Linked DNA regions of Homo sapiens: region 2 is linked to region 1. A link is an interaction called in ENCODE POLR2A ChIA-PET data of the cell type or tissue named here. Cell type or tissue: GM12878. All regions are shown on one strand. Links, peaks and the distances in the headings refer to the core of each region. The heading gives the core; the rest is flanking DNA.

Evidence for each region. ChIA-PET counts read pairs that join two places held together with the same protein. Peaks named below come from ENCODE experiments on the same cell type or tissue, not always from the same donor. Only the 100,000 strongest peaks of a DNase experiment are listed, where the experiment ranks them.
Region 2: POLR2A ChIA-PET joins it to region 1 with 7 read pairs; 3 of 35 experiments call an interaction of 5 or more read pairs at or near these places.

The regions. Positions count from the first base shown.
Region 1 is chr1:45,462,536-45,478,904 of GRCh38, reverse strand. The region is part of intron 1 of TESK2 (testis associated actin remodelling kinase 2); the gene reads left to right. Among named protein-coding and RNA genes, the nearest start is that of TESK2, 20 kb to the left of the region's middle. RefSeq lists a silencer at 5,301-5,350. In GM12878, for the core only: no CTCF peak of the experiment used is centred there; a DNase peak (open chromatin) is centred at 8,434.
Region 2 is chr1:45,367,908-45,384,276 of GRCh38, reverse strand. All of the region lies in intron 4 of TESK2 (testis associated actin remodelling kinase 2), which reads left to right. Among named protein-coding and RNA genes, the nearest start is that of TOE1, 36 kb to the right of the region's middle. In GM12878, for the core only: no CTCF peak of the experiment used is centred there; no DNase peak of the experiment used is centred there; H3K27ac peaks cover 1,919 bases.

The sequences.
Region 1 (16,369 bases), core at 5,732-10,731:
TAAAAATACAAAAATTAGCTGGGCATGGTGGTGTGCATCTGTAATCCTAGCTACTCAGGAGGCTGAGGCAGGAGAATTGCTTGAACCCAGGAGGCAGAGGTTGCAGTGAGCTGAGATTGTGCCACTGCTCTCCAGCCTGAGCGGGCCACACAGTGAGACTCTGTCTCAAAAAAAAAAAAAAAAGTTAAAAACCATTGTTAACATTTTGGACTGTATCCTCTCAGAATTATTTGTCTGTGTATGTCTATATTGTCGTCACCATCTCTCCAGGATTTGGCATAGTGCCTGGCCCGTAAGAGGTGCTAAATAAATATATGTTGGCTGAGTGAATGAAAGAAGGAGTATGTTTTTTACATTGAAAATGTGGAATCTCGATGTCCTATTTATTTTGCTTTTTCTCCACTGTACATTTTGACTCAATATTGTAGTATTATACTTTGTATTGCCATAGTTTGAAGGTAAGTTTGAGTCCAAGCCCTTAGCTTGAACTAAAAGAGCTCATAGTCTGGAAGCTCATAGTCCAGTGAAAGAGATGATAAGCAACAATTAAAATACTATATGATGACTATAATAACTAAGACTTGTGCAGGGTGATATCAAAGCACAGAAAATGAGATTGAGGGGTCAGAGAACACCTCCCACATGAGATGATTACTGAGAGAGTCATGTGGAAGAATCTGGGAAGAACACACCAGGGAGAAAGAATATTACATGCATAGATATTGAAGTGTGAGCAGGGCTCTACAAATATAGCAATTCTCTATGTTTGGAGTAGATTGTGACTGCAGATAGAGGAATGGACATAGATGAGGCTGGAGATGTGGGTAGGGGTCAAATGAGGCAGAACTTTTGTATGACACATGAATGATTCTCAGAAGTTTACTTAGCCTGGTGAAACAGATTGAAAAAAGTGTGAGAGTGGAGCTAGGAAGACCAAAAAGACATTAATTGAGTGCCAAGTAAGTAGTATAGTCAGATTACTACAAGAGCTAGAATGACATGAACATCATATAAGCTGAGGCAGAAAGTCAACACTACATCAGAAGGGTGCGTTAAGTGTAGGGAATAATGATTAGCCTAATTATAGTGGAGCAGAGTAGGGAATAATGATTAGCCTAATTATAGTGGAGCAGAGTCTTCGAATGCCGGGCTAAAGAATTTTATAAGCAACAGATATCATTGAAGATTTTTAACTGTCACCTGTATTGTCTGAACAGTTACAGGTTGCTTCCTTCTGGCTAGTCTGAAATTTGGTTAAAATCTTTCTTTTTTTTTTTGTTTTTGAGATGGAGTCTCGTTCAGCTGCCCAGGCTGGAGTGCAGTGGTGTGATCTCAGCTCACTGCAACCACCGTCTCCCAGGTTCAAGTGATTCTCCCGTCTCAGCCTCCCGAGTAGCTGGAATTACAGGCACCCGCCATCATGCCCGGCTAATTTTTGTATTTTAGTAGAGACGGGGTTTAGCCATGTTGGCCAGGCTGGTCTTGAATTCCTGACCTCAGGTGATCCACCTGCCTGAAATTTACTTTCCTGAACTTTTATCAGGAAAAAATATTAAAGGAAGCAAACCTCTATCAGAAAGTTAAAGAAATTCCATCTATTATATATCAGTATGAATTCAGTTTAATGACTATATCTTTTGTATTTGTTTTTTTGATTTTTTTTTTCTTTTTTGAGACAGAGTCTCACTCTGTCACCCAGGCTGGAGTGCAGTGGTGCGATTTCAGCTCACCGCAACCTCTGCCTTCTGGGTTCAAGCAATTCTCCTGCCTCACTTAGGCTCCTCAGTAGCTGGAATTACAGGCATGTGCCACCGCGCCTGGCTAATTTTTGTATTTTTTTTTTTTTGGTAGAGACGTGGTTTCACCACGTTGGCCAGGAATTCAAGACCAATCTAGTCAACATAGTAAGAACCCACCTCTTCAAAAAATTAAAAAATCGGCCAGGTGCGGTGGCTCCTGTCTGTAATCCTGGGCTCAAGGGATCCTCCCCTTGGCCTCTCAAAGTGGTAGGATTATAGGCATGAGTGACTGTGCCTGGCTACCTCATTCTTTTTTTTTGAGATGGAGTCTCACTCTATCTCCCAGGCTGGAGTGCAGTGGCGTGATCTCGGCTCACTGCAACCTCCACCTCCCATGTTCAAGCAATTCTCCTGCCTCGGCTTCCCAAGTAGCTGGGACTACAGGCGTGTGCCACCAGGCCTGTCTAATTTTTTGTGTTTTTAGTAGAGATGGGGTTTCACCGTGTTAGCCAGGATGGCCTTGATCTCCTGACCTTGTGATTCTCCCACCTTAGCCTCCCAAAGTCCTGGGATTACAGGTGTGAGCCACCGCGCCTGGCTAGCTACCTCATTCTTTTAATGACTACATAATATTAAGTTGTATGGATGCACATGGATTGATTGATTGGTCTTGCTCTAGTGCCGAGGCCGGAGTGCGGTGGTGTCATCTTGACTCATTGCAACCTCCGCTCCTGGGCTCAAGCGATTCTCCTGCCTCAGCCTCCCAAGTAGCTGGGACTACAGGCATGGGCCACCACGCTTAGCCAATTTTTGTATTTTTTGTAGAGACAAAGTCTCCTCATGTTGTTCAGGCTGGTCTCAAACTCCTAAGCTCAAATGATCCACCTGCCTCGGGCCTCCCAAAGTGCTGGGATTACAGGTGTGAGCCATTGTGCCTGGCCTGTACTGTAATTTATTTAATCTATCTCTATTTTTGGATATTTGGATTGTCTCCATTTTTCTGTTACTGTATTAGTCAGGGTTCTCTAGAGGGACAGAACTAATAGGATATATGTATATATGAAAGGGAGTTTATTAAGGAAGATTGGCTCACATGATCACAAGGTAAAGTCCCACGATAGGCCGTCTGCAAGTTGAGGAGCAAGGAAGCCAGTGACAAATCAGTCCAAGTTCTAAAACCTCAAAAAGTAGGGAAGCTGACAGTGCAGCCTTCAGTCTGTGGCCAAAGGCCTGAGAGCCCCTGGCAAATCACTGGTGTAAGTCCAAGAGTCCAAAAGCTGAAGAAGTTGGAGTCTGACATTCTTGGGCAGGAAGCATCCAGCATGGGAGAAAGATGAAGGCCGGAAGACTCAGCAAGTCTGCTTTTCCATCTTCTGCCTGCTTTATTCTAGCTACACTGGCAGCTGATTAGATGGTGCCCACCCAGATTGAGGGTGGGTCTTCCTCGTCCACTCCACTGACTCAAATGTTAATCTCCCTTGGCCGCACCCTCACAGACACACTAGGAACAATACTTTGCATCCTTCAGTCCAATCAAGTTGACACTCAGTATTAACCATCACAGTTACCAACAATTTATACTTTAATATTCTTGTACATATATCTTTGTGTACTGATAGCAACTGTCATTTTTCATGGCTATAAAAATATTCTCTTGGCCGGGTGTGGTGGGGGCTCACGCCTGTAATCCCAGCACTTTCGGAGGCTGAGGCAGGTGGATCACCTGAGGTCAAGAGTTCGAGACCAGTCTGGCTAGCATGATGAAAACCCGTCTCCACTAAAAATACAAAAATTAGCCAGGCGTGGTGGCACATGCCTGTAGTCCCAGCTACTTGGGAGGCTGAGGCAGGAGAATTGCTTGAACCCAGGAGGTGGAGGTTGCAGTGAACCAAGATCGCGTCACTGCACTCCATCCTGGGCAACAGAACGAGACTCAAAAAAAAAAAAAAAAAAAAAGGCCAGGCTAACACAAGGAACCTAACTTCCTCTTTCCTCTTGATTACTTTCTTTCCCACAGTCTCTGAAATTCTGAAATAGCCCTCTAACATCAGAAGAAAAGGTGAGTTGCCTTTCTTTTCTTTTCTTTTTTTTTTTTTTTTTTTGAGATAGAGTCTTGCTCTGTTGCCATGCTGTGCACCCAGCCCATGAGTTGCCTTTCTGCCCCAAGTGGTCCTTTTCAGGCCTTCTCATATTTAACTAGGAAAATTGATCAAAGGAGATATTATCCTGGAAATTCATAAATTCACCTAGTGCTTTACCATCTCACATTATTTGCATCGGGTCCAATATTAGTTTTGTGTTATTTCATATTCCAGCATATAAAGTTATAGATACATTTAGTATACACAGAAGATCAGAAACTGCATTAAAAAAAAAAAAAGAGATGGAGGCCAGGTGTGGTGGCTCACACCTGTAATCCCAGCACTTTGGGAGGCCAAGGCAGGTGGCCAAGGCAGGCCAAGGTCAGGAGTTCGAGACTAGCCTGACCAACATGGTGAAACCCCATTTATACTAAAAATACAAAAATTAGCCCAGCGTGGTGGTACGCACCTGTAATCCCAGCTACTCAGGAGACTGAGGCAGGAGAATCGCTCGAACCCAGGAGGTGGAGATTGCACTGAGCTGAGATCATACCATTGCACTTGAGCCTGCACGACAGAGAGACATTCCGTCTCAAAAAATAAATAAATACAATAAAAAAAAAAGAGATGGGGTCTTGCTATGTTGCCCAGGCTGGTCTCAAAGTCTTGGCCTCAAGCAGTCCTCCTGTCTTGGCCTCCCAAAGTGCTGGGATTACAGGAGTGAGCAACTGTGCATGGCCCAGAAAATTTTTTTTTGAGACCGAATCTCACTCCATCACCCAGGCTAGAGTGCAATCTTGGCTCACTGCAGGCTCCGCCTCCTGGGTTCAAGTGATTCTCATGCCTCAGCCTCCTGAGTAGCTGGGACTACAGGCATGCACCACCACACCTGGCTAATTTTTTGTGTATTTTTGGTAGAGATAGGGTTTCATAATGTTGGCCAGGCTGGTCTCGAACTCCTGAGGTCAGGTGATCTGCTTGCCTCAGCCTCCCAAAGTGTGAGCCACTGCGCTTGGCCAAAAAATGTCATATATGATCTTAATATCATTATTATACTTAACTAAATTAACAGTAATTTTCTACTATTGTCTGGTAGTCGTGCTTATTAAAACTTCCCCAATTGGCTGGGCATGATGGCTCATGCCTGTAATCCTAGCACTTTGGGGGGCTGAGGCGGGAGGATTGTTTGAGCCTAGGCGTTTGAGGCTGCAAATGAGCTATGGTTGAGCCACTGCACTACACCCTGGGTGACAGAGCAAGACCTTATCTTAAAAAAAAAAAAAAAAATCCCTAATTGTCTTTTATAGCTGGTTTGTTCAAATCAGGATCTAGCCAAGTATCATCATTGCATTTGGTTATTTTAACTGTTAATTCTTCAGAGTCAGAATTTGAACATAGTAGTGTGTACTCCAATGCGTTTGCTTTTTGTTATGTCATTGGAAAGAAGAAAAGCTTTTTAACAACCAGAACTTTGCAATAATAGAACAGACTACTGTAGTGAGCTCTTTGTTACTGGTGTTGTTTTAGTAGGCCAGGCTGACTCTGCCTTCTGTAGTGTCCAATCCAGTGGACAGTTTTCTTCATACCATATACTACTTTGTGGTATTTGATATGTGTGTTGTTTCCACTTTTGGTTTCTGTGACATATTAGGTTGGTGCAAAAGTAATTGTGGTTTTTGTCATTACTATCAATGGCAATATACTTTCTTCTGGTTTTATTCTTGCGTTTTTCCTTTTTAGTCTCATTTGTATACTCTTCCTTTTTTTGTCCTGTATATATTGATGTTCCCTTGACCACTTACCTGCTTTCACCTAAGCACAAAAAGAAGGTGCCTGGGCTTTGGTGCATGGTAGGAACTCGGTATTACCTAGAGTCATATTCTGTACTTTGGGAAATTTTTTAGTAAGTGCTAGTGACTTTTTTTTTTTTTTTTTGAGACGGAGTCTTACTGTCTTGCCAGGGAGTGCAGTGGCACGATCTCGGCTCACTGCAAGCTCTGCCTCCCGGGTTCACACCATTCTCCTGCCTCAGTCTCCCGATTAGCTGGGACTACAGGCACCCGCCACCACACCTGGCTAATTTTTTTGTATTTTTTTTTTTTTTTTTTTTTAGTAGAGACAGGGTTTCACCGTATTACCCAGGATGATCTCAATCTCCTGACCTTGTGATCCGCCTGCCTTGGCTTCCCAAAGTGCTGGGATTACAGGCGTAAGCCACCGCGCCCGGCATGCTAGTAACTTTTAAGTGTACATCTTCAGTCTAGTCCTCTCTCCTAAGCTCCAGTATGGTGTCTCCAACAGCCTCCTGGACATTGTTAACTGGTGTTCCTTCAGGCAACTTAAACTCAGTAAGATCTGAGAAGAATTTGCGTCTCCTTACACATCATATCCTTTAGGTGAATGGCTAGCCATTCTCCCAGTTACCCAAACCAGAAACATGGGAGGGATTCTAGTTAAACTTGGAGTCATCTGGGTACCTCTTGTACCTCATATGTCTACTTGATCACCTTTTTTTTTTTTTTTTTTGAGATGGAGTTTTGCTCTTGTCCCCCAGGCTGGAGTGCAATGGCGCAATCTTGGTTCACTGCAATTTCTGCCTCCTGGGTTCAAGCGATTCTTCTGCCTTAGCCTCCCAAGTAGCTGGGATCACAGGTGCCTGCCACCATGCCTGGCTAATTTTTGTATTTTTAGTAGAGGTGGGGTTTCCCCATGTTGGCCAGGCTGGTCTCGAACTCTTGACCTCAGGTGATCTGCCCGCCTTGGCCTCCCAAAGTGCTGGGATTACAGGTGTGAGCCACGGTGCCCGGACTTGAACACCTTTTTTTTTTTTTTTGAGATGGAGTCTTGCTCTGTCGCCCAGGCTGGAGTACAGTGGCACTATCTCGGCTCACTGCAAGCTCCGCCTCCCAGGTTCATGCCATTCTCCTGCCTCAGCCTCCCGAGTAGCTGGGACTACAGGTGCCGGCCACCATACCCGGCTAATTTTTTTGTATTTTTAGTAGAGACGGGGTTTCACCGTGTTAGCCAGGATGGTCTCGATCTCCTGACCTCATGATCCACCCGCCTCGGCCTCCCAAAGTGCTGGGATTACAGGCGTGAGCCACTGCGCCTGGCCAGAACACCTTTTTAAAAATGTCACTTATCTCTGCTCAGCATGGTAGTGCTGAGGCGGCTGAGGTGGCTGAGGCAAAGGGGATCCCTTGAGCTTAGGAGTTCGAGGCTGTAGTGTGCAGTGATCATGCCTGTAAAGTCCAGCCTGGGCAACATAGTGAGACCCCCATCTCTAAAAAAATGGTCACTTATCTTCTCTCACTTCTTTTTCCTCACTGCCAGTACCTTAATTAAGCCTTCCCTCTTATCTGTCATTAACAATTATCTTGTTTGGGTGCAGTGGCTCATGCCTGTAATCTCAGCACTTTGGGAGGCTGAGTTGGGCAGATCACCAGGTCAAGAGATTGAGACCATCCTGGCCAACATAGTGAAACCCCATCTCCACTAAAAATACAAAAAAATTATCTGGGCATAGTGGTGCGTGCCTGTAGTCCCAGCCACTCGGGAGGTGGAGGCAGGAGAATCGCTTGAACCCGGGAGGCAGAGGTTGCAGTGAGCCGAGATCGCACCACTGTTCTCCAGCCTGGGCAACAGAGCAAGACTGTCTCAAAAAAAAAATTATCTTATTGTACTCTATTATATTCATTGATTTACATGTATCTTTCAGGAGACTGAGTTCTTGGAAAGGTGGAGTCATGTTTTATTCCATTTTGTACATCCTCCTACCAGAGAGGCAATATTAACATAGCGATTAAGAGTACAGCCTCTGGGTTTGAATTCTGGCTCCTCCGCTTCTTTTTTTTGAGACGGAGTCTTGCTCTGTCGACCAGGCTGGAGTGCAGTGGTGTGATCATAGCTCACTGCAACCTCTGCCTCCTGGGTTCAAGTGATTCTTCTGCCTCAGCCTCCTGAGTAGCTGGGACTATAGGTGCACGTCACCATGCCTGACTAATTTTTGTATTTTTAGTAGAGATGGGATTTCACCATGTTGGCCAGGATGGTCTCGACCTCCTGACCTCGTGATCCACCTGCCTCAGCTTCCCAAAGTGCTAGGATTACAGGTGTGAGCCTCTGTGCTCAGCCTTCTACCACTTCTTGGTTGTGAGATTGGGCAAGTTAATTCCTTAATGCCTTCGTTTACACATTTGTAAATTGGGGGTAATAATGGCATCTATTTTATAGGACTGTTATGGATATTAAATGTAAAGCACTTGGAAAAGCATCTGGATTATAGTAAATGCTCAGTAAATACTATAGCACCTGTCCTAAAGCCTTGCACCTAGTGGCTACCCAATTAACATTTGAGTCAGCTAATAGAGGGGATTCCTGAATTGGTCTAAAGATTAAACTAGTTCATCTCTAACTGCCTTTATAACTTTCACCCTAAGTTTCTGTTTTATGTCATGGCTTAGGGCCTGGTGGATTGAAGTTACACAGCAAATATGATGCTTATTTAGAAGAGCTAATACACTTTTAAGAACTGGCTTTTGATCTGTCTGGTACTAATATATGCCATTGTGTATATTCGTGGTTAATTAGATAAGGGATGCCAGTTTTTATGCTAGATTGCCTTTGGTTTGAATGGAAACTGCAACTCATTATTTCACAGCAGGAAGGTAAGCTCAGCAGTATTGCTTTTATTTTTAATTAGATAGTCATCCTGAAACGTGTCTGTATTAGCTGTGTTGGTCCATAGAAAGAATAACAGCTGAGCAGACTTGTCATGTAGATTTGCCATGTGTTTGGTATTGATACACAGCTAATGTACTTGTCAGTATTCCCATTCTAGAAAATAAGTGGCCAGTTTTCGGGGCTACATATTACTCATAATGAATCCTTAATTTATTCTGGATTAGGTGGGGACTTTTTATGATTATAGAAAGAAAACAATGTGATGAGGATATTGGTATATTATGTTTGCAGTCTTTTTCTACTCTTTATATCTAGGGTGTGAAAGTCCACTGAATTCTCAGAAATCTTTTTTGATGACTTTGTGGGATAATATTACCAACTTTGTGCACATATGATTCCATATTTGGATGGACATTGACAATTTTTGATTGCTGGCTGACACTGCCAAATCCAGCTACCTGTTGGTAGATAGCTTTCTAGTGCATTGCAGGATTAAATTTGTGTCTGGACTATTGTGAAGTTGTATCTACTTTGTTTTGCTGAAATGAAGGGGTGAGAAACAGCAGATACTGTGCATTAGAATGGAAAATAGAGAATGATTGGGATTTGGCATATTTTCCCTGTCAGCATGGCATCCATTCTTTAGAAAGCCTGTTTAAATCAATACTGATTTTTCTGTCTGTAGAATGTGATTGAATGACTGAAGGAAGGCTTTTGCCTCAGAGACTGGTAGAGCCATCATTTGTACACTTTTTACTCACCCTGTTGAGGGAAGTTGGGGAATAGTAGTAGCTTTCTACGTAGCTAACCCACAAATCATTTTTCACAGAAATTTGATGTATTTCTGAAGGAGACATGTTATAATGGGAAGTGCTTAGGTTTGAAACTACTAGATTTGAATCCTGAGTCTCACTAGTTGTTTATATTTGGAGAAGTCATAATCTCTCAGGATTTTGATTTCTTTTTCTTTAAATTAGAGATGATAATACATGCTTTGCAGAGTTGTCACAAAGATTACAGATAACATACAAAACCCTTGGTAGAATGCGTGGTCTGTAGTAAATAGTGGCTGCAGTTATTATTTCCAGAAGCATATTTCAGACAGGAGTGTGGTCTGAGAGTCCTAAAAATTTCCTTGATATTTCTGAAAAATGATTTTTGGAATTCTTACTTTGGAAAGATTAAAAAATATAATATTGAAGATAGGCTATTTAGTTCACTAACTTTTTTTTAATTGGTAGCTTTTCAAATTACTTTCCCCAATCAAAGCTTTTAGTTGTATTTTCTTTGTGAAAAACAAATCAACTCCTATATAAATGAAATTAATATTTGAAAAAACAAACCTACCTATGTAGAAAAGAAAAAGTTTTGAACTTCCAAGTTTATAATATTTAAGTTGAGAACATAGTTACTAAAAAATTACTTGTGTCCTTATAAGCCACATAATTTGGGCATTTTTGAAAGACTGCTAAATGCTATTTCCTAGTCTAAGAACAAAAATGATTAAGCTTCTCTAACACAGTGTTTCTCAACCAGGGCATTATTGGCATTTAGGGCAGGACAATTCTTTGTTTTGTGCATTGTAGGACATTTAGCTTCCCTAGCACCTGCCCACTAAAATACCAGTAGTGCTCATCCCACACCCCCATCATTGTGACAATAACGCCTTATGTTTTTCTGGTAATGTGATGGTAACTGTAGTTATCTCTGTTCCAAAAAAAGTATATTAATACTTTGAGGGACACTATTAGTATCAATAGATAATACTCAATATATAAGACCAAGAGAGGTAATCCAGAGGCAGAAACCATCATAAAATGTCATATATTTGAAATAATGTATTTTCTTATTTTAAAAGTAATCATTCCCACATTTTATAAAATTGGGCTTGGTTTTAGGGTTTGTACGTGTATATCTTTGCTGCCTTTTATTAGTTATTAAAATTTGTCAGAATAAATTGACAGCCATTTATAGCTTGGTTGATTTCATTTAAAATATAGTCATTTAGTTTGCTCGCCAAGGGAGCAGAAGGCATGGTTTGGAAGTTTTCTCTTGCTCAGCACTTCTCTAAAATGGATTAATACAGTTCTTACTCCCATGGAGAGGACTCTACTTCTTACCACTCATCTCAGCTATCTAATCATTAGTATTACTTTAGCATGTGATAGGGTCTCTACACTAAATATCAGTGTTTGTTATGAGCTCTCTAATTTTTTTTTTTTTTTTGAGACAGACGTTTGCTCTATTGCCCAGGCTGGAATGCAGTAGCCCAAACACGGCTCACTGCAGCTTTGACCTCCTGGGCTCCAGCAATCCTCCCACCTTGGCCTCCTGAGTAGCTAGGACTACAGGTGTGCACCACCATGCCGGGCTAATTTTTGTATTTTTTGTAGAGACGGGGATTTCACTATGTTGCCCAGGCTGATCTTGAACTCCTGGGCTCAAGCAGTCATCCTGCCTGAGCCTCTAAAATTGTTGGGGGATTACAGACGTGAGCCAGTGATCCCACCCAATATTTTAAGTTTGTGGACTTAAATAAGTTAGGCCATCCAAAAATTCACCCATGATTTTGAAGTTTTAGCCTAAGATATATATATTCCTAGGACTAAAAACTACGGTGGAAATTTAGCAGAATAAAAGTTTGAGAGTCTAGAGGCTTGGCTTGCACACTGGCATGCTGTTTATTTGCCAAATTGTTATCAATGTTTTGGCTTAAGCATGCTACATAGCTGTTGCATTAGCAATAGACTTAAAAAAAAAAAAAACTGTGAAGGCCGAGCACAGTGGCTCATGCCTGTAATCTCAGAACTTTGGGAGGCCAAGGCGGGCGGATCATGAGGTCAGGAGTTTGAGACCAGCCTGACCAACATGGTGAAACCCCATTTCTACTAAAAATACAAAAATTAGCCGGGTGTGGTGGCGCGTGCCTCTAGGGAGGCTGAGGCAGGGGAATCCCTTGAACCTGGGAGGCGGAGGTTGTGGTGAGCCATGATCGCACCACTGTACTCCAGTCTGGGTGACAGAGCGAGACTGCATCTTAAAAAAAAAACAACAAACCTGTTAAACTTTTTTGAAATTAAAAAAATTTAAATGCAGAAAAGAGTACAGTATAATAAATAACACCCAGAATTAACAAATATTAATTAATGAAAAATGATAAAATTAACAGATATATCATTTTGTGTTATTTGCCACAGGTTTGTTTTTCAATAGAAGGAAACAAAAATATTATTGGCAGTCCATCACCTTAACCACTTGGCCACTTCATCACGTTAAGGAAACAAAATTTTATTAGTATAGTGGATGTCTCTTTTGTTTCCCTTTCTTGTCATTTCACTTTCTTTCCCCTGAGGCAAATACTATTATGAATTTAGTGTCTTCATTTTTAGTTCATGCTTTTAGATGTTCACTATAAATATGTAATATCTTTAATAATTATAATAACAAACAGGAGTTGAATGCTTATTGTTTATTAGGTACTATCCATTTAATCAATAACTTTGTGGTTATTGTAAGGATTAAATGAGTTAATAAATATAAAATGTAGGCACTGTTTTTATTTTCATTTTTCAGATAGGGAACTAGAGATGTAGAGAGGTTAAATAACATATCTAAGTTCATATAACTAGAAGTTACGGAGCAAGGATTTGAACCCAGATTGTTTGGCTGTAGATGTCATAGCATTCATGACTATGCTATTCTGCTTTTCTGTAATATATAATATATAATATATATTATTATTATTATTATTTGAGATAGAGTCTTGCTCTGTTGCCCAGACTGGAGTGCAGTGGTGTGGTCATGGCTCACTGCAGCCTTGACCTCCTGGGACCCAACTAATGCTTCTGCCTCAGCCTCCTGAGTAGCTGGGACTACAGGCGCATGCCACCATGCCTGGGTAATTTTTGTTTTTGTTTTTGTTTTTTTTGAGACGGAGTCTTGCTCTGTTGCCCAGGCTGGAGTGCAGTGGCACGATCTCAGCTCACTCAACCTCTGCCTCCTGGGTTCAAGCAATTCTCCTGCCTCAGCCTCCTGAGTAGCTGGGACTACAGGTGCACACCACCACGCCCAGATATTTTTTGCATTTTTAGTAGATACAGGGTTTCACCATGTTGGCCAGGATGGTCTCGATCTCTTGACCTTGTGATCTGCCTGCCTCGGCCTCCCAAAGTGCTGGGATTACAGGTGTGAGCCACCGCGCCTGGTCAATTTTTGTATTTTTTGTAGAGATTAGGTTTAACCATGTTGCTCAGACTGGCCTCGAACTCCTGGGCTCAAGCTATCCACCTCCTCGGCCTCTCAAAGTGTTGGGATTATAGACGTAAGGCACCATGCCCGATTAGTATATATTATTTTGTGTATTTTTAAAATACATTTTTATAAAAATGGTATACTGTGGGGTGGTTGTGCAATTTTTTTTCAGTAACTTCTTTGAAAACCTTTTCTTGAATTAAATTTTAATAATATCGCTAACTACAACTTGCTTTTCTCCCCAACTCTACATTACTTTTTAAATACATTCACATTGCTACTTATAATTTGTTCATCTAAGTGCTGTATGTTTTATTGAGTAATATGCCACAGTTTATTATCTATTACTCCTACAGATGAACTTTAGGTTGTTTCCTTTCTTTCCGCTGATTACACACACTGGTAAAATGAAATGAATATCTTTATTCAGGCCTCTTGTGTTTATGTGCAAGAGTATCTCTAAGCATATAACATTTAAGAAATACATTTACCCCTCTTGAAAAGTGCTGTGAACCAAGATACAAATACCAAAATTTAGTCTATTGTGCTATTGTAAAACTTCTAACAAGACTCCTACCAAAGCAGCTCAGTTGCAATTAGCATTCTTTCTTTCTTTCTTTTTCTCTTTTTCTTTCTTTCTTTGTCTCTCTCTTTCTTCTTCCTTTCCTTTTTTCCTTCCTTCCTTCCTTCCTTCCTTCCATCTCTTTTCTCTTTCTCTCTCTCTCTCTCTCTCTCTTTCTTTTTTGGAGTCTCACTCTGTCACCCAGGCTGGAGTACAGTGGTGCCATCTCAGCTCACTTCAACCTCTGCCTCATGGGTTCAAGTGATTCTCTTGCCTTAGCCTCCTGAGTAGGTGGGACTACAGGTGCACACCACCATGCCTGGTTAATTTTCTTTTCTTTTTCTTTTTTTTTTGAGATGGAGTCTTGCTCTATCTCCCAGGCTGGAGTGCAGTGGCGTGATCTTGGCTCATTGCAACCTTCGCCTCCTGTGTTCAAGTGATTCTCATGCCTCAGCCTCCTGAGTGGCTGGGATTACAGATGTGTGTCACCATGCTGGCTAAGTTTTGTATTTTTAGTAGAGACGGGGTTTCACCATGTTGGCCAGGCCGGTCTCGAACTCCTGACCTCAGGTGATCTACCTGCCTTGGCCTCCCAAAGTGCTGGGATTACAGATGTGAGCCACCGTGTCTGGCCTAATTTTTGTATTTTTAGTAGAGACAAGGTTTTGCCATGTTGACCAGACCAGTCTGGAACTCCTGACCTCAAGTGATCCACCTGCCTTGGCCTCCCAAAGTGCTAGGATGACAGGAGTTAGCCACTGTGCCCTGCCACAGTTAGCAGTTTCTTACCTCTTCCTAGCTAGCTGAGAATGTAAAACCAGACCCATTGAGCTGCAATGAGCAATTCTGTCTTCTGTGCTGTAATATGGAAAACTAGGATTTGCCACTCTCAGGGAACCCTGAGGGCACTGAGGAGGTTAGTAAGGTATTTTGTTACGAATGAAACATATCTTGATAACAATTCAGTAAAGTTGTAGGATACAAAATCAGTATACAAAAATCAGTAGCATTTCTGTGTGCCAACAGCAAACAATCTGAAAAAGAAATCAGGAAGGTAATCCCATTTACAACAGCTTCAAATAGGATAAAATACCTAGGAACAATCTTAACCAAATAAGTGAAAGATCTTTACAATGAAAACTATAAGACTTTTTTTTTTTTTTTTTATCCAGTGTCTTGCTCTGTCGCCAAGGCTGGAGTGCAGTGATGTGATCTTGGCTCATCGCAACCTCTGCCTCCCGGCTTCAAGCAATTTTTGTGCCTCAGCCTCCTGAGTAGCTGGGACTACAGGTGTGCCACCATGCCTGGCTAATTTTTGTATTTTTAGTAGAGACGGGGTTTCACCATGTTGGCCAGGCTATAAACTATAAAATATTGATGAAAGAAATTGAAGAGGACACCAAAAAATGGAAAGATATTTAATGTTCATGAATTGAAAGAATCGATATTGTTAAAATGTCCATACTACCTAAAACGATCTACAGATTCAGTGCAGTCTGCATCAAAATACCAGTGACACTCTTCACAGAAATAGAAAAAAAATCCTCAAATTTTAGAACCACAAAAGACCTAGAACAGCCAAAAGCCTCCTGAGCAAAAAGAACAAAACTGGAGGAATCACATTACTTGACTTCAAATTATACCACAGAGCTATTGTAACCAAAACAACACGAGAATACTGGCATAAAAACCGACACATAGGCTGGGCATGGTGGCTCATGCCTATAATCCCAGCACTTTAGGAGGCTGAGGAGGGTGGATCGCTTGAGCCTAGGAGTTTGAGATGATCCTGGGCAACTTGGCAAAACCTTGTCTCTACAAAAAAAAAGTACAAAAATTAGCTGGGTGTGGTTGTATGCACCTGTAGTCCCAGCTACTTGGGAGGCTAAGTTGGGAGGATCACCTGAGCCCTAGGAGATCGAGGCTGCAGTGAGCTGTGATCACGCCACTCCATTCCAGCCTGGGCAACAGAGTGAGACCCTGTCTCAAAACAAAACAAAAACAAAAAACCAGACACACAGACTGATGGAACAGAATAGAGAACCCAGAAATAAATCCATATACCTACAGTGAACTCATTTTCAACAAAGGTGCCAAGACCATACACTGGGGAAAGGACAATCTCTTCAATGAATGGTGCTGGGAAAACAGGATATCCATATGCAGAAGAAAAACCTAATCAAAAATCTGATCAAAATGGATTAAAGACTTAAATCTAAGACCTCAAACTGTGAAAGTACTACAAGGAAACATTGGGAAAACTTTCCAGGACATTGGTTTGGGCAAAGATTTCTTGAGTAATATCCCCAAAGTACAGGTAACCAAAGCAAAAATGGACACATGTGATCACATGAAGTTAAAAAGCTTCTGCACAGAAAATGAAGCAGTCAACAAAGTGAAGAGACAACTCACAGAATGGGAGAAAATATTTCAAACTACCCGTCTGACAAAGAATTAATAACCAGAAAATATAAGGAGTTCAGACAACTCTATAGGAAAAAATCTAACAATCTGATTAAAAAATGGGCAAAAGATCTGAACAGACATTTCTCAAAAGGAGGCATACAAATGGCAAACAGATCTATGTAAAGTTCCTAAACATATTGATCATCAGAGAAATGCACATCAAAACTACAATGAGTTATCATCTCACCCTTAAAATGGCTTTTATTCAAAAGATGGGCAAATAATGCTAACCAAGATGTGGAGAAGAGGGAACCCTCGTTCACTATTGATAGAAATGTAAATTAGTACAGCCACTATGGAGAACACTATGGAGGTCCCTCAAAATAGTAAAAGTAGAGCTACAATGTGATATAGCAATCCCACTGCTGAATATATACCCAAAAGAAAGGATATCAGTATAGCGAAGAGACGTTTGCACTCCCATGTTTATTACAGCACTGTTTACAATAGCCAAGATTTGGAAGCAACCTAAATGTTCAACAAATGAATGGATAAAGAAAATGTGGCACCTACACAAATGGATTATTCAGCCATAAAAAAATGAGATCCTCTGCCGGGCGCGGTGGCTCACGCCTGTAATCTCAGCA
Region 2 (16,369 bases), core at 6,726-11,725, 96 kb after region 1:
TCTGGGGAGAAGGACAGACTGAGAAGGAGCAGTTAGTGAGGTAGGTAGAAAACCAGAAGAACGTGCTGGCCTGTAATGAAAAGGAAAGAGTTTCAAGGAAGGAGTATTAATTGTGGCAAATGCTGTTGATATAATGTTGACCTCACAAGGATGTTGGGAGGATGAAATATAAAATACTTATTTAGTACAGTGCCTGGCATGTATAAATTATTTAATACATGTTAACTCTTTGAACAAAATAACAGTGACTAGTCCCTCTTCTGAACTCTGAATTGTTAATATTTTTCATTTTGTACTTAGTCCTATACCGCTGTTAGTGTCATTAAATTAGACTTTTTACTGAAGTATAACATATCAGAAAAAGTATACATATGAAAAGTACCACTCACAAAATTTTTACAAATGAACACACCCATAACCAGCACCCCAGATCAAGAAACATTTGCCATGTATTTTTTTTCTTGGAAGTGAGTCTATAAATTCTTCAGAGATAAAATTCTCCCCTTCCTTCTGTCTACCAGAGTTCTGACGCTAACAAGCATAAAAGTATTTGATGCATTCCCTGCATGTGTGATTGTTCTCTGAAATGTGAATTCATTGGAAGGGCTGGTGTGTTAATTTTGCCGACAGAGAAGAACATCCTTTAAAATCTGTGTTAAGTTGCATATTTTAAAGCAGGTTGTGGTGGAAATGACAGTAATGAGTGATCATAATGCAATATTCTCTTGGCCATGTTGTACTTAATCTGCTGCTTGTTAGCTTCTTTATAGCCATATAAAACATACAATGTGTACTTTATGGAAGAGTATTTATTGCCAGTCTTTCCAGCAGCATTAATGAGATTTTGACATAGCTTATGATATTAGTAATTTTTAATATGATGTTAATAGACTGGTAGTGATGAAGCCCAAATAGCCAAATGCTCTTGGTTATTTTTAGAAGGGATCAGCAAAGGCCTTGATGGCATAGGTCTTTCGAGACTTCTAGGTTTAATTGCCTTATAATTTGACTTGGCAGCACAACTATATGGTAAGGATAATAAAAAATAAATTATTAAAAATATCTAGCACAGTCCTTGAAACTTAGATGACATTCACCAAATACTTTTCAGTTGGTGGAATGCTTGTCCTCCAAAGTAATGTGAGTACCATTCTTCATTTCTCTTCACATTTATTTGTCAATAATTACAGTAGACAAGCATGGCACTCATTAATACCTATAAAACATTGACATTATTAGGAAGAATATTTCCCATATACATTAGTGATCTGGACTTTCCTGGGCTTGAACCATTTCCATGAGTCTTCTTTGTAATTGTAGACATTAATTGAACTTGGAACAGTCAGACACTTAGTTTTTATTTTTAAACTACCTGTAGTAATGATAGACTAAAGATTTTTTTTTTGGGGGGACGGAGTTTCACTCTTGTTGCCCAGGCTGGAGTGCAATGGCCCGATCTCAGCTCACTGCAATCCACCTCCCAGATTCAAGCAATTCTCCTGCCTCAGCCTCCTGAGTAGCTGGGATTACAGGCATGCGCCACCATGACCGGCTAATTTTGTATTTTTAGTAGAGACGGGGTTTCTCCATGTTGGTCAGGCTGGTCTTGAACTCCTGACCTCAGGTGATCCGCCTGCCTTGGCCTCCCAAAGTGCTGGGATTACAGGTGTGAGCCACCGCGCCCGGCCAGCTGACTCAAGTTTTTAAGCAAACTAGTATTTGTTAAAGTGAAAGCATAGTCTGGGCATGGTAGTTCACGCCTGTAATCCCAACACTTCCAGAGGCCAAGGTGGGCAGATTGCTTGAGCTCAGAAATTTGAGACCAGCCTGGGCAACATGGCAAAAGCCTGTCTCTACAAAAAATACAAAAATTAGTCAGGTGTGGTAGCATGCACCTGTAGTCCCAGCTATTGGAGAGGCTGAGGTAGGAGGATCACCTGAGCCCAGGAGGTTGAGGCTGCAGTGAGCCATACTTGCACTACTGTATTCCAGCCTTGGTGACAGAGCAAGACCCTGTTTCAAAAAATATATAGTGAAAACGGTTTGGTGAAAAGTCACATGAAACCTTTTAAATTTAATGAGTTGAAATATGAATCTGTATTGAGGCTGGGTGCAGTGGCTCATGCCTATAATCCCAACACTTTTAGGAGGTAGAGGCAGAAGGATTGCCTGAGGCCATGATTTTGAAACCAGCCTTGGCAACATAGTGAGACCCAGACTCTACAAAAAATTAAAAAAATCAGCCAGATGTGGTGATACACACCTACAGTCTCAGCTACTTGGGAGGCTGAGACAGGATGATTGCTTGAGCCCAGGAGGTTGAAGGTTGAGAATGCAATGAGCCATGATTGTACCACTGCACTTCAGCCTGAGCAACAGAGAGAGACCTCTTAAAAAAAAAAAAAAAAAAAAAAAAGAATAGGAATGTACCATAAGTATGTCTTTCATTCACAAGACCTAACCTTGTCTTTCACTTAGTCACAAGTATCAGGGAAGTGTAAATCTTTGTTTTTTTTTTAACAGAAAATATAATTCTGTGTATTGGTTAGCTGTTGCCCTCCAGCCACAAAACCTCAAAAGCATACAATAAACGTTTATTTCTCATACATTTCCAGAGTTAGCTGAACTGAGTGGGGCTAGATTTGGCAGTTGTGCTGATCTCAGGCTCACTCATGCATCTGCAGGTCAGCTGGTGGTCTGCTCTAGGCTGAAATTTGCTGGGAGAACTTTGCTCTGGCTCATCCTCCTTCTGGGGCCAGTGGGCTAGACTGGACTTGTCCTTTTTAAGATGATACCAGAATAGCAAGAATATGACAGTCCATTTGCACAACTGATTTTCATGACTCTCCTTATGTTCAGATTTGCTTGGCCAACATCCCATTGGACAAAGCAAGTCACATGCTTGAGTCCAGGGGTAGGAAGTATGCTCTGCCCTTATCAGGAATATGCCGCAAAGTTATGTGTCAAAAGGCACAGATTCAGTAGAAGGCGAAGAATTGGAACCTTTGACAATCAACCATGCCCTGTAAATATCCCAGTCAGCAGATCATAAGTATTTGTGTTTTCTGCCCCATTGGAGAGTAAAGAATTTCTCCCATTTCTTAAACCATAACAACTATTAGTTATTTAAACTCCCACTATGGGCAGAATGCTATGGTTGATACTGTATATTAACTATAATTCTCACAATGCTATAATCTTATTTCTTCCATTTTGTAGATGAGAAAACTAAAGCTTAGAGAAATTAAGTTACTTCCCCAAAGTAGGATTGCATCCAGGTTCATCTGACTTCAAAGTCTATTTCTATTACAACATGCTGTGCTTAATTGATTTTTATATTCCCCACGGTGCTAAGCACAAGATCTTATGTGTGTAGCATGCATAGTATTTGTAGAATTCAATTCTGACTCACTTTTTATGTATTCTGGGTTATTTGGAAAAGATACTTTCTTCCTGGTCATTGGGTGTATTAGAATGTGTTTGGGAGCAAGTAACAGAAAATAGTTAAATGGGCTTTAAACAACAAAAGGACTCATATAACTGGAATTTTAGCAGTTTATTAGATTAAGTATTGATATAATTCAATGGTTAAATTGACGCTGTCCAGAGACCTTATTCTTTCTCTTTGCTCTGTCTTTATGTTGTCAGTTTCATCCTAAAATAAAGATGTCTGTCACTCATAATCAAAAAGTAGCTGCCAAAAACTTACATGGTATATGTTTTCTCTTCTATAGCCAAGATGAGTGGGAGGTTGGGATGGAGAGGAGAGGAAGAAAGAGAGAAGAGAAAGAGATGCCTCTGGATAGATTGTATGTCATCTCAAAGCGCTTTTTCCTTTTAATATTGTTAAGAAAGGCACAGAGAAGGAAATACCGTCAAAATCAAGCAGTTTGGGAACCTGTTAGTGCAGAAACTCTCAGTGGCTAGAAGATTGGGGAACTGGGTAAGGTATATGGTTGTGGAGAGGGTTCACAAATGGCAGTACTCTCTGATCAGGAGAGTCAGCAATTGAATTGCTTGGTGAGCAGGATGTTTTGGGGGTCTCTCTTGCCTTTTCTGCCATGAAGAAAACTATCCAGCCAGGTGCAGTGGCTCATGCCTGTAATCCCAACACTTTGGGAGGCCGAGGCGGGTGGATCACCTGAGGCCAGGAGTTTGAGACCAGCCTGGCCAACATGGTGAAACTCCGTCTCTATAAAAAATACAAAAATTAGCCAGGCATGGGTGGCACAAGCCCATGGTCCCAGTTACTCCGGAGGCTGAGGCAGGAGAATCACTTGAACCTGGGAGGTGGAGGTTGCAGTGAGCCGAGATCATGCCACTACACTCTAGCCAACAGAGCTCTAGGCAACAGAGCGAGACTCTGCCTAAAAAAAAAATTTAAAAAAAAATAAACTATTCTTATTTTCTTCTGTGGCGATGAGAACCACTCAGCCAATTCTGCAGTTGCAGAATATTCCTTGGCCTAGTCGAGGTGATTCGGTCTTTTTACAACAGAGCCATCTCAGTCGAGCAGATGTTTGGTACTGAAAGAAATGCTTTTAGCTAAAGGCTATTGCAGAGAGTTTGTTATTCACATAGCTCTGATCCTCCTGTCACTCCCTATTCCCACCCAACCATACATCTTCTTTCTTTATTAAAGAGTATTAGTGACTTTGGAAATTTCTTGTTTATGCGGGTTGATATGTATTGCTTCTGAGTTGGTTTTGTCAGACTTATAAGAAGCCTTATATAATCAGACAGCTTACAATGAAACTCCATGGGTTCAGTGACCAAACTCATGCGTTATTTATAAAAATGAGCAAGCCAAGGCCATGTCCAGTGGCTTCACACCTGTGACCCCAGCACTTTGGGAGGTTGAGAGGCAGGAGGATTATATGAGGCCAGGCGTTCAAGACCAGCCTAGGCAGCATAGTGAGACCTTATCTCTACAAAAAAATTTAAAAATTAGCCAGGCATGATAGTTTGTGCCTGTGGTCCCAGCTACTCCTGCTGAGGCAGAAGGATTACTTGAGCCCAGGAGGGCAAGGCTTCAATGAGCTAGGATTCTGCCACTGCACCCCAGCCTGCACAACAAAGTGAGACCCCATCTCAAAGAAAGGAAAAGTGAGCAAGGCAGACCCTGATTCCAGTTTTTTTGGTGTGCTGTGATATGTGATATTGTTATTAGTTGTGCCTGCTTCTTATTTTTTTGTGTGTTTCAGTACAGAATATTTTCCTATCCTTATTTACCATGATAAAGATGTGAAGTTGCTTGGTGCCCTGCCTTGGGTTAACTTTGGCAGCAAAGGCATACCTATCTTTCAAGTTTGGGACTGGCAGCTGTTAACCACCACATGGTAGTTTAGAGACACACCAGAGGTACTAACAGTGATTGCATCTGTGATTCAGGTTTTCCTAAAAGGACAAGTGAGGGGGAAACGACAAAGATGTAAATTAGAAAATACACGGGAAGGTAGAGATTCACTTGATACACACCATTTTGAGTGAATCTACTATGGGCTAGGTACTTTGCTAGGCTTTAGGTTTAGGATAAAAAGACATCTGCTCCCATGATCTATTGTTACATAACAAGCTACCCCAAAACTTAGTGGCTTTCTAATTTTAGTTTGCTTGTGATTTTGTAGGTCAGGTATGCAGAAGGGCTTTCCTGGATCTTTGATCCATATGTGTCAGCTGGAGTGACTGAGCTGGCAAATCCATTTCCAAGATGGCTTCTTCATTTGCATATCTGGTGCCATGGTACTCCTTGGTTCTTCTCTTTTTCCACATGGTGTCTCATTCTTTAGATCATCTCCATATGGCTTAGGCTTCCCACAGCATGGTGATCTCAGGATAGTTAGACTGGTACAAACCACTCAAGTGGAAGCTGCAAGCCTTTTATGACCTAGCCTTGCAAGTTCCAGAATGTCCCTTAAGCTGCATTTTATTGGTCAAGCAAGTCACTAAGGCCATCTGTCAATGACCATCTTTAGTTCACTGGAGTGTCTTTCATGAACTCAATGGTTAATGGCTGGGATAGTGAGAAAATTCTTACTGTGCCCTTCCTTAGAAACTGTTTTTTAAAAATCTGTTATCCCATGCTGTTAACTCTCAGATCTCTCTGTATATTAATAGTTGTTACTCATTATAGTTCATTTTCTTTTTTTCCACTCAGTTATTTTGCTAGTGTTTGCAGTACAGCTTAGCTTGGTTACCTTCCCCAAACTGGCCATCCATTCCAACCTTATCATTTCATTTCTTTATTTTTTGAGATGGAGTCTTGCTCTGTCACCCAGGCTGGAGTGCAGTGGCACCATCTCAGCTCACTGCAACCTCCACCTCCCAGGTTCAAGAGATTCTCCTGCTTTAGCCTCCCAAGTGGCTGGGACTACAGGCGCACACCACCACACCCAGCTAATTTTTGTATTTTTAATAGAGACATGTTTTCACCATGTTGGCCATGCTGGTCTCAAACTCCTGACCTCGTGATCCGCCCACCTCGGCCTCCCAAAGTGTTGGAATTACAGGTGTGAGCCACTGTGCCCGGCCCTTATCATTATTAGAATCCTTGTTCTTGGCCGGGCACAGTGGCTCACACCTGTAATCCCAGCACTTTGGGAGGCCAAGGTGGGCAGATTACCTGAGGTCAGGAGTTCGAGACCAGCCTGGCCAACATGGTGAAACCCTGTCTCTACTAAAAATACAAAAATTAGCTGGGCATGGTGGCACATGCTTGTAATCCCAGCTACTCGGGAGGCTAAGGCAGGAGAATCACTTGAGCCTGGGAGGCAGAGGTGGCAGTGAGCCGGGATCGCACCACTGCACTCCAGCCTGGCAAACAGAGCAAGACTGTCTCAAAAAAAAAAAAAAAAAATCCTTGTTCTCTTATTAGAATCCTTTGTTCTTTGGGGTTAGTTTTGATTTTTTCTCATCACTTGAATTTAATCGGTCCGCCGTCTTTTCCTATTTTCTTCTTTGTGATATCTTTCTGATTATTTTTCTTTCTCTTCATTCCAAAGCCATAATATTATTTCATGCCTCAATTCCTACAAATACTTTTTTTTTTTCTTAAGAGACAAGGTCTTGCTGCTCTGTCACCTAAGATGGAATACAGTGGCACCATCATAGCTCACTGCAGCCTCAAACCCTTGGGCTCAAATGATCCTCCTGTCTCAGCCTCCCCATTAGCTGGAACTACAGGTGCATGCCACCACACCCAGCTAATTTTTACATTTTTTGTAGAGATGGAGTCTCACTATATCACCCAGGCTGGTCTCGAACTCCTGACCTTAAGGGATCCTCCCACCTGGGCCTCCCAGAGTGCTGGGATTACAGGTGTGAGCTATCACACCTGACCTGTTTTCTTCATTTTGACATACTACTATCTGAATAATCATCATCAAGCACACCTGATAATGTGATGCTTCTGTCTAAAAAATTATGTTTCCTATTCTAAATTCTCTCTAATCTCGTTTGATAATACGAATCCCTCCCTTAGTTACATGGGTCTTTTTGCTCTCTTCTATACATTCTTGCTTTAGGTGTCCCTTCCAGTACTAGGAATGTCCTTATCTCTCTTCTCTCCAAGCTGTGTCAAATCCCAGGTTCTCTAATGGAACTAAGTCTCCTAGATAGAGCTTATAATAATACTCTGTGTGGCTGGGCCCATAGTATATGCTTAGTGTGTGTTTGTAGTTGATGGTCTAGTGTAGACCCAACTCTAAGAAAGCTGAATTAGCCCTAGCGGAAAGAGCCAGAAATCAAAAATAGTGTGAAGGCCAGGCACAGTGGCTCACGCCTGTAATCCTAGCACTTTGGGAGGCCAAGGCAGATGGATAACTTGAGGTCAGGAGTACAAGACCAGCCTGGCCAACATGGTGAAACCCTGTCTCTACTAAAAAAAAAAAAAAAATTAGCCAGACGTGGTGGCGGGGGCCTGTAATCCCAGCTACTTGAGAGGCTGAGGCAGGAGAATTGCTTCATCCCTGGAGGCAGAGGCTACAAAGCCGAAATCACACCACTATGCTCTATCCTGGGTGACAGAGTGAGACTCTGTCTCAAAAAAAAAAAAAAAAAAAAAAGAGAGAGAAAGAAATGTCACATCTCAAATCCTTTCATAATTAGAAGTTTATTTCACTTAAACTTCTATGTGCAAAAAATATTTCTACAAATACAGTTTGACATGTACTTTGCTTTTGGAAAAAGTAATTTTTATTTAATTTTTTTGCTTTGCTCATTTAGTAATAAAAAACTCTCAAACTGTGGTACATTTCTGTTCTTATTTTTAGTAACTCCCTGTGACATTTGAGAAACAAGAATTTGAGGTTGGCAAGCTAGCCCACAAATAATAGAAGAGTTTATTTAGTTTACTTTATCCTTAAAACAGTTTTTCTCTGACTTGCTTGCTTGCTTTTGGCTCATTTATTCATCCAAAAGATATTTATTTGGCTCCTACCATGTCTGGCACTATTCCAGGTACTGGGAATACAATAATGAACAAATAAAAATCCCTGTCCCACGTTTTAATTTTTTTTAAGTTTAACTTTATTTTATATTTTTTATTTTTGGTAGTGACATGGGTCTTGCTGTGTTGCCCAGGCTGGTCCTGGGCTCAAGTGATCCTCCCACCTTGGCCTCTCAAAGCACTGGGACTACAGGCATGAGCCACTGTACCCAGCTGGAATTTATATTTTAATCAGCAGGGGGCGGGCAGAGGAGTTAAACTAAACAAGGGAACAAATTGTAATATATGTGATGTTAAGTGCTAGGTGGTTTACAATTTTCAACATGTAGACAGGGAAGGCCTCATAAAAGAGGCTAAAATTTAAGAAGGTGGGCTGGGTGCAGTGGCTCACAAAAAAAAAAAAAAAAGGGTGAAGGAACTAGCTGTGTGGATATCAAAGTGTTCTAGGTAGTTGGAATAGTATATGCAAAGGCGTGGAGGCAGAAGTGTGCCTGGTCTGGTTGAATAACTCCAAGGTGGGTGATGTGACTGCAGTGGAGAGCATGAAGAGAACAGTAGTAGATGGGGTCAGAGAGGAAACACTGGCTAGATCAGAGTCTCATATATACTGCTGTAAGAACTTTAGATTTTACTCAGGATAAATTGTGAAGTCTTTGGAGGTTTTTGTGACTTATTCTTTAATGGGATCATCCTGGCTACTGTTTGGTGAATGACTGAAAAAAGAGAAAGGGTGGAAGCAGGAAAACCAGTTAAGAGACTGTTACAATAAAGTCTGTGCAATACATAAAGACTGCAAAAAAGGTGAGAGTTAATGGTAATGGACCAGAATGATAGCAGTGGAGCTGGGAATTCTGGATCCATTTTGAAAGCAGAAGAAAAACAAACAAATAGGCTTTCCTGATGCATTGGCTGTGGGGTATGAGAGGATGAGAGAAGTCAAGGATAACTCTGAGGTTTTTGGCCTGAACACCTAAAAAATAGAGTTGCCATTAATGGAGATGGGAAGACTATAGGAGGTACACAATGGGAGATGATCAAGAGGTCATTTTTGAATAGGTTCAGTTTGAGATATTTATTGGACATTCGAGTTGAGATATCTTCATAGAGTACTGGTGTCTGAAGGAGTACTCTGAGTGATACCTTCCTTGTTCATATCCTGTTTATCAACATTTTCATTAGAGAGTGTTTCATTGATTTGGAAGGAGGCATTTTTCAACTGCTGTATTATCTCCTGAGTAACAAAAATAAAAAAATCATTCAGTGATTTTTCATACTAAATGTTTTCTATGTGCCAGGGTCTGCTAAGCTTTTTTTTTCTCCCTCTCAATATATTATTTAATTAGCATGCAATCCTATGAAATAGGTAATATTTTTCCCATTTTACAGATGACAAATCTGAGGCTCAGAAAGAGATTAAGTTAGCTAAGGTCTTGTAGCTGAGCTAGGATTTAAATCAAGTTTTGGCTGACTATAATCCTGTACTTACTAGTCTTTGAGCTCCTTGGGCTTGGCTATTGTTCACTGCTGAATTGTCAGTAACTGGAGCATAAAGGCATGCAATAAATATTTGTTGGGTAAATGGAAAATGGATAAATAAGTACTGCTCCCAACACTTGAGCTTTTAACAGTTAAACTGTTAGCTGCAAAGATATCTGCCTCTTTCAAGGTCATTTCAGCCATCCATTTGATGAATCTTTTTACAGCATTGGTAGTATGAGGACAGCAGAAGGATTTAGAAAGTTCTTCAGAGGATTTCTAGCTAATCTTTCTCCTAATCCCCTCATGATTGTTAAACTAGTGTGACACTTGAATTCACAGAGTTCTTTTTGAGTTTAGGCTAGATATGTTTCTAATAGATTTGCCAAGTGTAATTTTCCTAACTTGATAAGTGGTATCATTCCCAGGAGTTGGTTCTATGTTGGCTCCTGGGAGCTGTTCCAACTTTGGAATCTGTAGCAAGTAGGACCATGGAAGGAGGGTCTCCCAATATACCTCTCACACATTGCTACTACTCAGGGGCATTTCTGCATCCCTGTGCCTGATACATAATCACTGTCTGCACTTTCTGTATTTACTTTCTCTTTCTCTTTATGTGGTCTTTTCTTGTTATCCTGGTCACCATTATTTGCTTAGATAATAAATTCTTAGATCAGTGTTTTCCAGAGTCAGTCATAGGCATTTATTTCCTTACTTGCTCATTTTAGCTCATTTCAATGCAATTGCTTGTGTCTGTTTCCTATTTAACAAATAATTATTAAGCAGGTACTGTGTCAATGGCTAGTTTAGTGAACTTCAAAAAATGAGAAGTTGTTCTATCATAGTGGCAGAATGATTGTCTAAAATCTTCTGTAATACTAGGCACAAGTAGCTGCTCAATGAATGTTTGTTAAATGAATTAATAACTTGCAAAAGTATTAATATAGTGAATGGCTCTTCTACAAATGATAGTTTCCTTTTCCTTTATCCCTAATCTATCCCTTTTCCAAATCTTACCAATCACCATGTCCTGTTCATCTTACCTCTTTACTATTCTTGAATCATTTATCTTACATCATTCCTTCTGCCATCATTATGTCTTGCCATAACCTTTTAACTAGTCTCTTTGTCAGTCTTGTTCCACACTTTAAATCTATAGTCTCTATTGCCAGCTGGAGTGGTCCTGAAATACAAATCTTTTTTTGTTGTTTTGAATCATCTTAGCCATTTTTAAATATATAGTTCAGCAGTTAGTATTAAGTATTATCACGTTGTTGTGCAACAGATCTCCAGACCTTTTTCTTTTCTTTTTTTTTTTTTTTTTTTGAGACGGAGATTCGCTCTTGTTGCCCAGGCTGGAGTGCAATGGCGTGATCTCGGCTCACCGCAACCTCCGCCTCCCAGGTTCGAGCAATTCTCCTGCCTCAGCCTCCCAAGTAGCTGGGATTACAGGCATGCACCACTACGCCCAGCTAATTTTGTATTTTTAGTAGAGATGGGGTTTCTCCATGTTGAGGCTGGTCTCGAACTCCAGATGATCCACCCGTCTCAGCCTCCCAAAGTGCTGGGATTACAGGCATGAACCACCGTGCCTGGCCTTCTTTTCTTTTTTTTTTTAAGAAAGAAGCAGAGTCTTGCTCTGTTGCCCAGACTAGAGTTCATAGTGCATTACAGCCGCAAATTCTTGGGCTCAAGCAGTCCTCCTGCCTTAGCCTCCCACGTAATAGGGACAGTAGCTACTGTACCAGGCCAGATCTTGTTTTGTTGTTGTTGTTGTTGAGACAGTCTCGCTCTGTCACCCAGGCTGGAGTGCAGTGGCACGATCTTGGCTCACTGCAACCTCTGCCTCCTGGGTTCAAGCGATTCTCCTGCCTCAGCCTCTCGAGTAGCTGGGATTACAGGCATGCACCACCACACCCGGCTAATTTTTTGTATTTTTAGTGGAAACAGAGTTTCACCATGTTGCGCAGGCTGGTCTTGAACTCCTGAGCTCAGGTGATCTGCCTGCCTCGGCCTCCCAAAGTGCTGGGATTACAGGCTTGAGCCACTGTGCCTGGCTGCCAGATCTTTTTCATCTTTTTTTTTTTAATTGTTATTTTTTCAAAAATAAGATGGGTCTCACTCCATCACCCAGGCTGGAATGCAGTGGGATGATCATGGCTTACTGCAGCCTTGATCTCCCAAGCTCAAGTGATTCTCCTGTCTCAGCCTTTCGAGTAGCTGATACTACAGGCGTGTGCCACCACATCTGGCTAATTTTTTATTTTTTGTAAATATGAGGTCTCGCTAAGTTGCCCAGGCTGGTCTCAAACTCCTGGGCTCAAGCAATCCTCTCACCTTGTTCTAAAGTGCTGGGAGTATAGAAGTGAGCCACTATGGCTGGCCTTTTTCATCTTGTGAAACAAACTCTATACCCATTAAACAACAACTACTCATTTCTCCCTCTTCCCAGCTCCTGGTAACAACCATTCTATTTTCTTTTTACTTTTGAGACAGGATCTCGCTGTCACCCAGGCTGGAGTGCAATGGTGTAATCTCGGCTGCCTGCAACCTCCACCTCCCAGGCTCAAGGGATTCTCCCACCTCAGCCTCCCAAGTAGCTGGGACTACAGGCGTGCATCACCATGCCCAGCTAATTTTTTTTTGGTATTTTTTGTAGAGATGGGGTTTCACCATGTTGCCCAGGCTGGTCTCGAACTCCTGAGCTCAGGCAATTCGCCCACCTCAGCCTCCTAAAGTGCTGGGATTACAGGCGTGAGCCACCACACCCAGCCTGTACTTTCAGTTTCTATGAATTTGACTACTTTTGATACCTCATATAAGTGGAATCATATGGTATTTGTCTTTTGGGGATCACATTATTTCACTTAGTATAATATCCACAAGGTTCATCCATGTTGTTGCATGTGATAGTATTTTCTTCCTTTTTATGGCTGCATAAATATTTTATTGTATGTATATACCATACTTTGTTGATCCATTCATGGGTTGATGAACATTTGGGTTGCTTTCACCTCTTGGCTAGTGTAAATTATGCTGCTATGAACATGGGTATGCAAATATCTCTTTGAAACCTTACTTTCCAGACTTTTGGGTACATACCCAGAAGTAGGATTGCTGGACCATATAGTAGTTCTATTTTTAACTTTTTGAGGAACTGCCATATTTTTTTTCTGTAGCAGTTGCACCATTTTACAATCCATTGATGGTGCATAAGGGTTCCAGTTTCTCCACATCCTCACCAATACTTGTTATTTTCTGTGTTTTTTTTTTTTGATAGTAGCTATCTTAATGGATGTGAGGTGATATCTCATTGTGGTTTGATTTGCATTTCTCATTTGTTGCAAAGACTGTCCTTTCCCAGTTGATAGGTGTTTATTTCTGGGCTCTCTATTCCATTACATTGGTCTATATGTCTGTTTTTATGCCAGTACCACTTTTGAATACACATCTAATTTTGTTTCTCCCTGAAAAAACCCTTCTGTGGCTCCTCATTGTCCTCAGGGTAAAGTCAAAACTGATCTTGCTACTGCTTATCTCTATGGCCTCACTCCTCACTTCTCTTGCCTCTCTATTCCTGTCTCAACTGTGTGCTACAGCTGTACTGAACCTCTTTCAGTTCCACAAATGGAACATGACCCTTTCCACCTTTAGAGCTCTGCACCAGACTTTTTCTTTGCCCAGAACACACCTCTTCATCCCCCCTGGCCCAACCAATTCCTCAGGCCCCAGCTTAGAATTCATTTTCTCTGGGAAGCCTTTTCTGATCTTCCAAGAGTAGTTTGGTACCCCTCCTATGTGCTCTCATAATACAATATAATTTATCATTGATTTCAACTGACTGTTTGTATGTGTAGATTATAAATTCCTTGAGGGCAACGATTGTTTTATTTACATTGACATCCACTGGTTCCTAGCACAGTGCCTGACAAATGGTAGCTGCTTATCATATTTGTTGATTGAATAAATAAATTAACAATCAATGGCATTTCCTGGCTCAGAAACCTTCAGTGATTTCCTCATTGATTAAAGTCTTAGGTGAGATGCAGATATCTGTATTTAAAAATAAATAAATAAAGTTCTACAAATTATTTTGATTCACAGCTAGAGTTTAAAAATGGAATTCAGGATAAACTCAGCCTGATATCCTAGTCCTTTATGCCCTACTATAATACTACTTTTCTCCTAGTTCTCCTCTTCTTTAACAAGTACTCTATAATTCAGGCAAACTGGATTTCTTATTGTTTACTGAACATGGTCTGTGTTTTCCTGCCTCTTTATCCATATGGTTTCTTCAACCTAGAATATGCTCTTTCCCTCTGTCCTATAGAAATCATCTTCCCTGGCTGGACGCGGTGGCTGACGCCTGTAATCCCAGCACTTTGGGAGGTCAAGGTGGGTGGATCATGAGGTCAGGAGTTCGAGACCAGCCTGGCCAACATGGTGAAACCCCCATCTCTACTAAAAATACAAAAATTAGCTGGGTGTGATGGTGCGCACCTTTAATCCCAGCTACTGGGGAGGTTGAGGCAGGAGAATTGCTTGAACCCAGGAGGTGGAGGTTGCAGTGAGCTGAGATTGTACCGCTGCACTCCAGCCTGGGTGATAGAGCAAGACTCCATCTCAAAAAAAAAAAAAGAAAAATTATCTTACCTTCAAGACCTGGCCTCAGAGTCCGCTTATTTCCCCATAAAACCTTTCCTGATTCTTTTTCTCGGCCGCATCCTCTCTGCCCGCCTCCACTGCCACCACTCATTTGATCATAATGTTTCCCTCCATTCATCTTCTCCTATATAGAATTTTTGTACCTTTGTTATTACACATTCTTTCTTTTCTTTCCTTTTATTTATTTATTTATTTAGAGATGGAGTTTCACTTTTGTTGCCCAGGCTGGAGTGCAGTGGTGCAATCTCGGCTAACTGCAACCTCCACCTTCTGGTTTCAAGTGATTCTCCTGCCTCAGCCTCCTGGGATTACAGGTGCCCACCACCATGCCCAGCTAATTTTGTTGTATTTTTAGTAGAGACGGGGTTTCACAATGTTGGCCAGGCTGGTCTTGAACTCTTGACCTCGTGATCCACCTGCCTTGGCCTCCCAAAGTGCTGAGATTACAGGCGTGAGCCACTGCACTCAGCCCCATTCTTTCATTTATTAAAGCTTTTTTTGCTTTAGCTTCCCTACATAAATGTACACTCCTAGGGTAGAAGAAACCCAGGCTTTTAGGTCACAAGGCTTGGATACAAATCCAAGCTGTACTATTTACTAGTTGAATAATCATAGGCAAGTTATTTAAGTTCTCTGGGCCAGCCTGGTGGCTCATACCCATAATCCCAGCACTTTGGGAGGCCGAGGCAGGTGGATCACTTAAGGTCAGGAGTTCAAGACCAGCCTGACCAACATGGTGAAACCCCATCTCCACTAAAAACACACACACAAAAATTAGCCAGGCATGGTGGCGCACACCTGTAATTCCAGCTTCTTGGGAGGCTGAGGCAGGAGAATTGCTTGAACCCAGGAGGTGGAGGTTGCAGTGAGCCAAGATGGCGCCATTGCACTCCAGCCTGGGCAACAAGAACAAAACTCCATCTCAAAAAACAAACAAACAAAAACCAGCCAGGTGCAGTGGCTCACACCTGGGCAACAAGAGCAAAACTCCGTCTCAAAAAACAAACAACCAACCAGCCGGGTGCGGTGGCTCATGCCTGTAATCTCAGCACTTTGGGAGGCCGAGGCAGGTGGATCACCTGAGGTCAGGAGTTCGAGACCAGCCTGACCAATAAGGTGAAACCTCGTCTCTACTAAAAAATACAAAAATTAGCCGGGCGTGGTGGCAGGCGCCTGTAGTCCCAGGTACTCGGGAGGCTGAGACAGGAGAATTGCTTGAACCCAGAGGCGGAGGTTGCAGTGAGCTGAGATTGCGCCACTGCAGCCCAGCCTGGGCAATGGAGCGGGACTCCGTCTGAAAAACAAAACAAAAGAAAACCAAAAAAAACAAAAAACACACACAAAAAAACAAAAACAAAAAGATGACAAGAATGTTTCAAGATATTACAATGGTCAGGCCGGGTGTGGTGGCTCACACCTGTAATCCCAGCACTTCGGGAGGCCAAGATGGGTGGATCACCTGAAGTCAGGAGTTCAAGACCAGCCTGGCCAACATGGTGAAACCCATCTCTATTAAATATACAAAAAATTAGCCGGGTGTGGTGGCAGGCGCCTGTAATCCCAGCTACTCGGGAGGCTGAGGCAGGAGAATCATTTGAACCCAGGAGGCGGAGGTTGCAGTGAGCCAAGATCGCGCCATTGCACTCCAGCCTGGGCAACAAGAGTGAAACTCCATCTCAAAAAAAAAAAAAAAAATTTCAATGGTCAAATGAGGTAACTATGAAAGTGCTTTGCCAGGCATGGTGGCTTACGCCTGTAATCCCAGCACTTTGAGAGGCTGAG